Linked DNA regions of Homo sapiens: region 2 is linked to region 1. The links are chromatin contacts, found by Hi-C or POLR2A ChIA-PET in ENCODE. All regions are on one chromosome and are shown on one strand. The core of a region is the stretch at or near the end of the contact, and the rest is flanking DNA. Distances in the headings are between cores, read along the strand shown. Region 1 overlaps TNRC18 (trinucleotide repeat containing 18). Region 2 overlaps FOXK1 (forkhead box K1).

The links. Hi-C counts contacts between places; a loop is a spot of excess contacts on that map. ChIA-PET counts read pairs that join two places held with the same protein, here RNA polymerase II (POLR2A). Pooled maps may share reads with other maps.
Region 2: a loop to region 1 is called in a pooled map, with 4 times the contacts of the local background. The contact joins two enhancer-like sites. A Hi-C loop is called at or near these places in 2 of 50 pooled maps. POLR2A ChIA-PET finds 5 or more read pairs at or near these places in 2 of 52 experiments (H1 and OCI-LY7).

The regions. Positions count from the first base shown.
Region 1 is chr7:5,395,543-5,398,893 of GRCh38, reverse strand. All of the region lies in intron 2 of TNRC18 (trinucleotide repeat containing 18), which reads left to right. Among named protein-coding and RNA genes, the nearest start is that of TNRC18-AS1, 22 kb to the left of the region's middle. RefSeq lists an enhancer at 893-1,262. Within about 2 kb of position 1,578, at least 37 of the 41 ENCODE cell types and tissues checked have a DNase peak (open chromatin) inside an H3K27ac peak, as active enhancers do.
Region 2 is chr7:4,710,739-4,714,162 of GRCh38, reverse strand. All of the region lies in intron 1 of FOXK1 (forkhead box K1), which reads right to left. Among named protein-coding and RNA genes, the nearest start is that of FOXK1, 30 kb to the right of the region's middle. RefSeq lists an enhancer at 2,363-2,895. Within about 2 kb of position 1,347, at least 11 of the 41 ENCODE cell types and tissues checked have a DNase peak (open chromatin) inside an H3K27ac peak, as active enhancers do.

The DNA.
Region 1 (3,351 bases), core at 329-2,828:
CCAGCACTTTGGGAGGCCAAGGCAGGAGGATCGCACGAGGCCAGGAGTTTGAGACCAGCCTGGGCAACATAGTAAGACCCCATCTCTACAAAAAAGAGAAAGAAAAAAATTAGTGGGGTGTGATGGTGTGTGCCTGTGGTCCCTGCTACCCAGGAGGCTGAGGCTGGAGGATTGATTGAGCTCAGGAGTTGGAGGCTGTAGTGAGCTATGATTGAGCCACTGCACTACAGCCTGGGTGAACAGAGAGAGACCCTGTCTTTAAAAAAAAGAAAAGAGGCCGGGCACGGTGGCTCATGCCTGTAATCCCAGCACTTTGGGAGGCCAAGGCAGGAGGATTGCTTGAGGCCTGCAGTTTGAGACCAGCCTGGGCAACATCGCAAGACCTCATCTCTGCAAAAAAGAAAAAGAAAAAAATTAGCTGGGTGGCCAGGCACGGTGGCTCACGCCTGTAATCCCAGCACTTTGGGAGGATGAGGCGGGTGGATCACCTGAGGTTGGGAGTTCGAGACCAGCCTGACCAACATTGAGAAACCTCATCTTTACTAAAAATACAAAATTAGCCAGGCGTCGTGGGGTATACCTGTAATCCCAGCTACTTGGGAGGCTGAGGCAGGAGAAACACTTGAACCCGGGTGGCGGAAGGTGCGGTGAGCCGAGATCGCGCCATTGCACTCCACCCTGGGCAACAAGAGCGAAACTCCCATCTCAAAAAAAAAAAAATTTTTTTTTGCTGGGCCTGATGATGTGTGCCTGTGGTCCCAGCTACCCAAGAGGCTGAGGCTGGAGGATTGATTGAGCTCAGGAGTTGGAGGCTGCAGCGAGCTATGATCGAGCCACTGCACTGCAGCCTGGGTGAATTGAACAGAGTGAGACCCTGTCTCTAAAAAAAGAAACAACACTCGTGCAATTGGGTAATCCCAAATAGAAGTATGTCCTGGGTGGCAGGTCACAGGTGGCAGGTTCCAGCCACTGTGATATGGCAGGAAGTAAGGAAGATAGTCCCCGCCCTCAAGGAGGGAACTGTCTCTCGGGGAAGACAGAGGCATGAAATCCACAAGGAGGCTGGCAGATCTGTTTCCGAGGGGTTGTGGGTGGTCACAGGTCACTTGGGGCCTGCTTGGGTCGTGTGGCTGTTGGAGGCTTCTCTGGGGCCCAGGGAGACCCGAGGTGGGAGTGAAGGAGGAGCATTCTAGGAGGCCTGGGAGTTCGTGCCTGACGGGCCAGGCGGGAAAGGGGCAGGCTCCTGACGTGACCAGGGAGAAGTTTGTTTGTTCTGGAGAGTGAGGTGAGGGGGGTGGCACGCTGGCCTCATCGCCATAGCTGAGTGGGGATTGTGTGTCCATTTTACAGAGTGGCAGACTGAGGCACTGAGAACGGCACTGCCTTGCTGGGGATGCTGGGGGTTCCCGGCTGCCCCGCCCAGCCTGGGAGGAGGGGCTTTGGGTGCCATTGAGCCCTGTGGTGGGCAGGAGCCGTTGGCTGGCATCCGGGCCTGGGTGCTGCTGGGCGGGTTTCACAAGCCCGGGCAGGGGCCGGCCTGGGCCATTAGGCTTCCGTGCAGCCTGCGGCAGGAAGAGCTGGCGGCTGATGTAAGCTCTTGCGCAAACCCTGGCTGCTGGCTTCCGGAGCCTTCTACCCACCCGCCTGCCACAGCAAGGCGGAAGCCCGGGGCTCAGCAGGGCTTGGAGGCCCTGCTGCCCCGGCTTGGGCCGCATGGATGAACTGACTGGCCACCGAGGCCCCGGGGCCCGAGGGCTTGGCGCTGGAGTCCGGTGAGGGGGCTGGGCCTGGCTGGACTGGAGTGTTGGGGGCCGGACACGGGGTGGTGGTGATGGCGTGTGGCCCGAGGGCACCCCTTGCTGCTCTGCCCACTCCTGTCTTTGGGGCCCAAGGTGGAGGCCCTGCCCTTCTTTGCCTCAGTTTCCCCACATGTACCCCAAAGAAGATGGGTTGGATATTCTGGGATCCTGTGCCCCTGGGAGGCGGTCAGTGAGCACTTGTATACAGGCCCTTTATTGGGGAGAAGGGAGGCACTGGGGACTCAGAGGCTGGACTGGGATCTGTGAGCTCCCACAGGCTGGACCGGGGCCATCTAGGAGCCCACATCTCCTGCAAAGCCACATAACTTATCCATGCCCCCTGTAAACAGTGCTCACAACACAGGGCCTTAAAGGAGGTAGCTCTAGGGTACACACGGAATCCCTCCGCTGGGGGCTGGCCAGTGGTAGCACCCAGCTGGAGGTGCTTTGCTGCCACCTCCTGAGGGTGTTGCTGGGAGGATTTGAAATCAGCTGCACGGTGCCTGGTGCATTCCAGCTTTTAGCGAATGGGTGCCATGGCTGGTTATTGTTATTATTTATATTTTGAGTCCAGGTCTTGTTCTGTCGCCTGGATTGGAGTGCAGTGTTGTAATTGCAGTCACAGCTCACTGCAGTCTCCCAGCTCCTGGGCTCAACCCATCCTCTCGCCTCAGCCTCCAGAGACTATAGGCGAGAGCCACCTTGCCCGGCCTGTTGTCATTATTTATCATTATATTGTTTTTTTTTGAGACGGAGTCTCACTCTGTTGCCCAGGCGGGAGTGCAGTGGCACGATCTCAGCTCACTGCAACCTCCACCTCCTGGGTTCAAGTGATTCTCCTGCCTCAGCCTCCCGAGTAGCTAAAATTACAGGTGCCTGCCACCACGCCCAGCTAATTTTTTGCATTTTTTTTTTTTTTTTTTTGAGACAGAGTCTCTCTCTGTCGCCCAGGCTGGAGTGCAGTGGAGCGATCTCGGCTCACTGCAACCTCCGCCTCCGGGCTTCAAGTGATTCTCCTGCCTCAGCCTCCCGAGTAGCTAAAATTACAGGTGCCCGCCACCACGCCCAGCTAATTTTTAGCATTTTTTTTTTTTTTTTGAGACGGAGTCTCTCTCTGTCGCCCAGGCTGGAGTGCAGTGGAGCGATCTCAGCTCACTGCAACCTCCGCCTCCCAGCTTCAAGCGATTCTCCTGCCTCAGCCTCCCGTGTAGCTGGGACTACAGGTGCCCGCCACCACATCCAGCTAATTTTTTGTATTTGTCTTTTTAGTAGGGGCGGGGTTTCACCATGTTGGTGAGGCTGGTCTCTAACTCCTGACCTTGTGATTCGCCTGCCTTGGCCTCCCAGAGTGCTGGGATTATAGGCTTGAGCCACCGTGTTCGGCCTCATTATATTGTCATTGTGGTTAAACACATGCTTCCTTCCCTATCATTCCCGAAGGGAGGCATGTTTATCTCCATTTTGTTGATGTGCAAACCGAGACCTGGTAAGGGAAGCCCCGTGCGCCAGGGCCTGCATGCTTCTCTCTGACCTGTGACCCAGAGGCCTGCCA
Region 2 (3,424 bases), core at 98-2,597, 680 kb after region 1:
TTTAAAAACCATCTTAAAGATGGGTAAGAAATCAAGAGGCTGGGCACAGTGGCTGACATCTGTAATCCCAGCACTCTGGGAAGCTGAGGTGGGTGGATCACCCGAGGTCAGGAGTTCAAGACCAGCCTGACCAACACAGTGAAACCTCGTCTCTACTAAATACAAAAAATTAGCCGGACGTGGTGGCGCATGCTTGTAATCCCAGCTACTTGGGAGGCTGAGGCAGGAGAAATCACGTGAACTCGGGAGGTGGAGGTTGCAGTGAGCCAAGACTACGCCACTGCACTCCAGCCTGGGCAACAAGAGCAAAACTCTGTCTCCAAAAAAAGAAAAGAAAAAAAGAAAAAAAGAAAAAACTCAAAAGAAAACACGGGGCTGGGTGCGGTGGCTCACGCCTGTAATCCCAACACTTTGAGCGGCCAAGGCGGGCAGATCACGAGGTCAGGAGTCGGAGACCAGCCTGACCAACACAGTGAAACCCTGTCTCTACTAACATTACAAAAATTAGCTGGGCGTGGTGGCACGTGCTTGTAATCCCAGCAACTCGGGAGGCTAAGGCAGGAGAATCACTTGCACCCAGGAGGGGGAGGTTGTGGTGAGCCGAGATCGCGCCACTGCACTCCAGCCTGGCGACAGAGCAAGACTCCGCCTCAAAAAAAAAACAAAAAAAAAAACACGGTGGTTATGCAAATTCTCTTGTTTAGGGAGCTGACCTCGCAGGGCTTTCCCGGCCCAGAAGCTGCAGTGGCTGCACCGTGGTCTAATTCTTTCTCTGCCTTCGTTTTTTCCGCGACACCAAGCCCAGTGAGCGGGAATCCCAGTGAGCGGGAATCTCAGTGAGCGGGAATCCCAGCCCGCCCCAACCCCAGAGCCTAGCTTGGGGCCTGGCACAGAGCACTGTTACGATCAGTACAGAAAAGAAATAATAATTTTCAACGACTTTAAAATTACACAATGGGCTGTGACCACAGCTATGAACTTTGTTGACTATTTCAAAATGTAAGTAACTAGCAAATTAATAGGGCAGGAAAAGAATTCTTTTTTCAAGCCACAAATGTACTTGGATTAAATGACCTGAACCAAAGTTATCTATGAGCTCCAGATGTGGAGTTATCGGCCTAAGGGGGCCAGGAAGAAGGCATGCCCCCTTTGCTGGCACTGGTCATTATCGCCCCTCTTTAATGTATTTTAAAAATGAAATCTCGTTTGGAGTTCTGCAGAAGTCACAGAGCTCTGAGCACGATTTAAAAATAAATGTCACCTCTTGTCAACTGGAAATAAACAGAACAGAGAGCAATGATTCATCCCCTACCACTCCATCCTCATCACGCCGCTGTGTGTCAATAAACCCTGCCCTGGCTGTTTGAGCAGTATTTAATCATAAACGGATTTGAACACACTCTGCAGCATAAACAGAACCAAGTATCTCCTATCTGAGAGGGCAACAGATGAGCGAGGTAAGAGGATCGGAAACCCTTGAGGTGTAAAATGAGAAGCCTGATCGCTGGTACACTTAAAGACAAACATGACCAGTCTTTTCGAGACTGCAATAATACACCCAGAATTCAGAGAGCGGTGGTTTGATTCTAACAACTCTCCGTGTTCCTTCTCAAATAAGCGCGCGGGGCAGGACAAATGGGTTCAGCTGCCTCTGAGAAGTGTTTATGCCTTGATGGTAAATAATCAGACTGAAACTAACACGTCTCCTTTCCCTTCTCAATTATGATGACGTAAGGCGAAAGGCGTCTGAATGCGGAGCCTTCACTCCAAGGAACGGTCAATCCTCAGTTGGGGTTCTTCAAGACCACCGGCAATCAATACCAATTTACAGCCCTTTTTACATTCCCTTTAAAGCAGCCGCATTTATGGAGACAGGAACCAAGTGCCGGAGTAAATCGTTTCCAAGTCCATTACTGCACCGAGGCGGGAGATGCTCTTGGTGAAGTCTGACACGTCGAACGTCTCACCCCAGGGAGGCGACCATCGGGGAAGGGAAACGATGCTTGGATTTCATCTCAACCCTACTCCCCATCTTATGGTATAAAGGCAAATAAGCTGTCACAATTAGATGATGGATAAAAAGTGAGAGACTGATAAAAAAAAAAAAGCACAGATGATCCACCTCTGAATATCAAAGAATCTGAACTTCCAGCTTCGGACTTGGTGGGCTCTGTGACCTGCCGCGTCCTCCCTCCTGCTCGGCGGCACCTGCCCTCTGCCCCTCCCCCGGAGTCCCTGCCCCATCTCAACCTTGAGTCATAGTCCATCAAGTTCTGCCTCAGCTCCAGGCCCAGCTCACAGGTCCCCCGCCTTGACACCGGCCGGCCGCAATCTTTTCTCTCTGACCTTGCGTTGCTTCTCTACGGTCCGTGGCATCTGCCCTGGAGGCACTACGTTGCCGACTTGTGGCTGAGCCCAGCCTGGTGGGTGACACAGAGCTGGCCTCCTGACAAGACACGGCAGCACCACTGCCCACCCCTTATGGGTGATGCAGATACGAGAGGGTATGACGCCCTTAGTAATTATTCTCACTACCGCCCATCCACACAATGCCGAGGAGTGGCACTCTTGAGACCCACTCTGATCTCCCCATCCAACTGCTCTAGGAGCTTCTGCCAGTTCTCCAGTGGCCATGGGATGGGGCACACCTCTTCACACTCTTCACTTGCCAAGACGTCTGAGGGCCACTGAGAAAGTCACATCTTCCTTAACTCCAGATCTCTCCCTCCTCAACATCCAGGAATCACTCCAGGGAGAGCTGGCGGCTGGCTGGGACCCACCCCCGGACTGCCACACCCTCTCACAGGAAGCCCTTCCACTCTGGGCGTGTTTATTACTGCGCCCAGCCTCCCTGACTGATACATCCCATGGACGCTTCCCAGGACACTCAGCCTTCCCACCCTGTGAAAACACCCCCAGGTGTCGGGACCCAGGAGGGCACACCAGCACAACGCTTCCTGAACAGAGCTGGGCACATGCTGCCCGGGGCAAGGCATCAGGAACGGACATCATGCTTGAGTAGAAGAAGTCAGAGAGACTAAGTAGGATCCAGGCCCAGCTTGGCCCTGCACAGCTGATGGACAGCCGTCTCCATCCATCTCCATCTTCTCTAAGCGTTCTCTAAAGCCAGGCTGCTCTGCAACTCCGTGAAGCTCAGGCACCGTGATGGGGCTTCCCAGAACCCAGTGGCTAGGACGGTGTCGACAGGTAATGCGGACAGACACATCTCTACCCAGAAGGAACTACACAGACGAGGAGAAGGAACAAGAGTCACAACAAGCTGAAAACAAATGGGAAAAATCCACGACGTGGAATGGCTGTAATTCTCAGTGGTGGGAACTGGTGGCTCCAGCTGAGCTCAGCTTCTATGAACAGTATCGTGGCCCGTGCAGACCAGCCCAGAACCTGCACCGCTGGGGCTGCA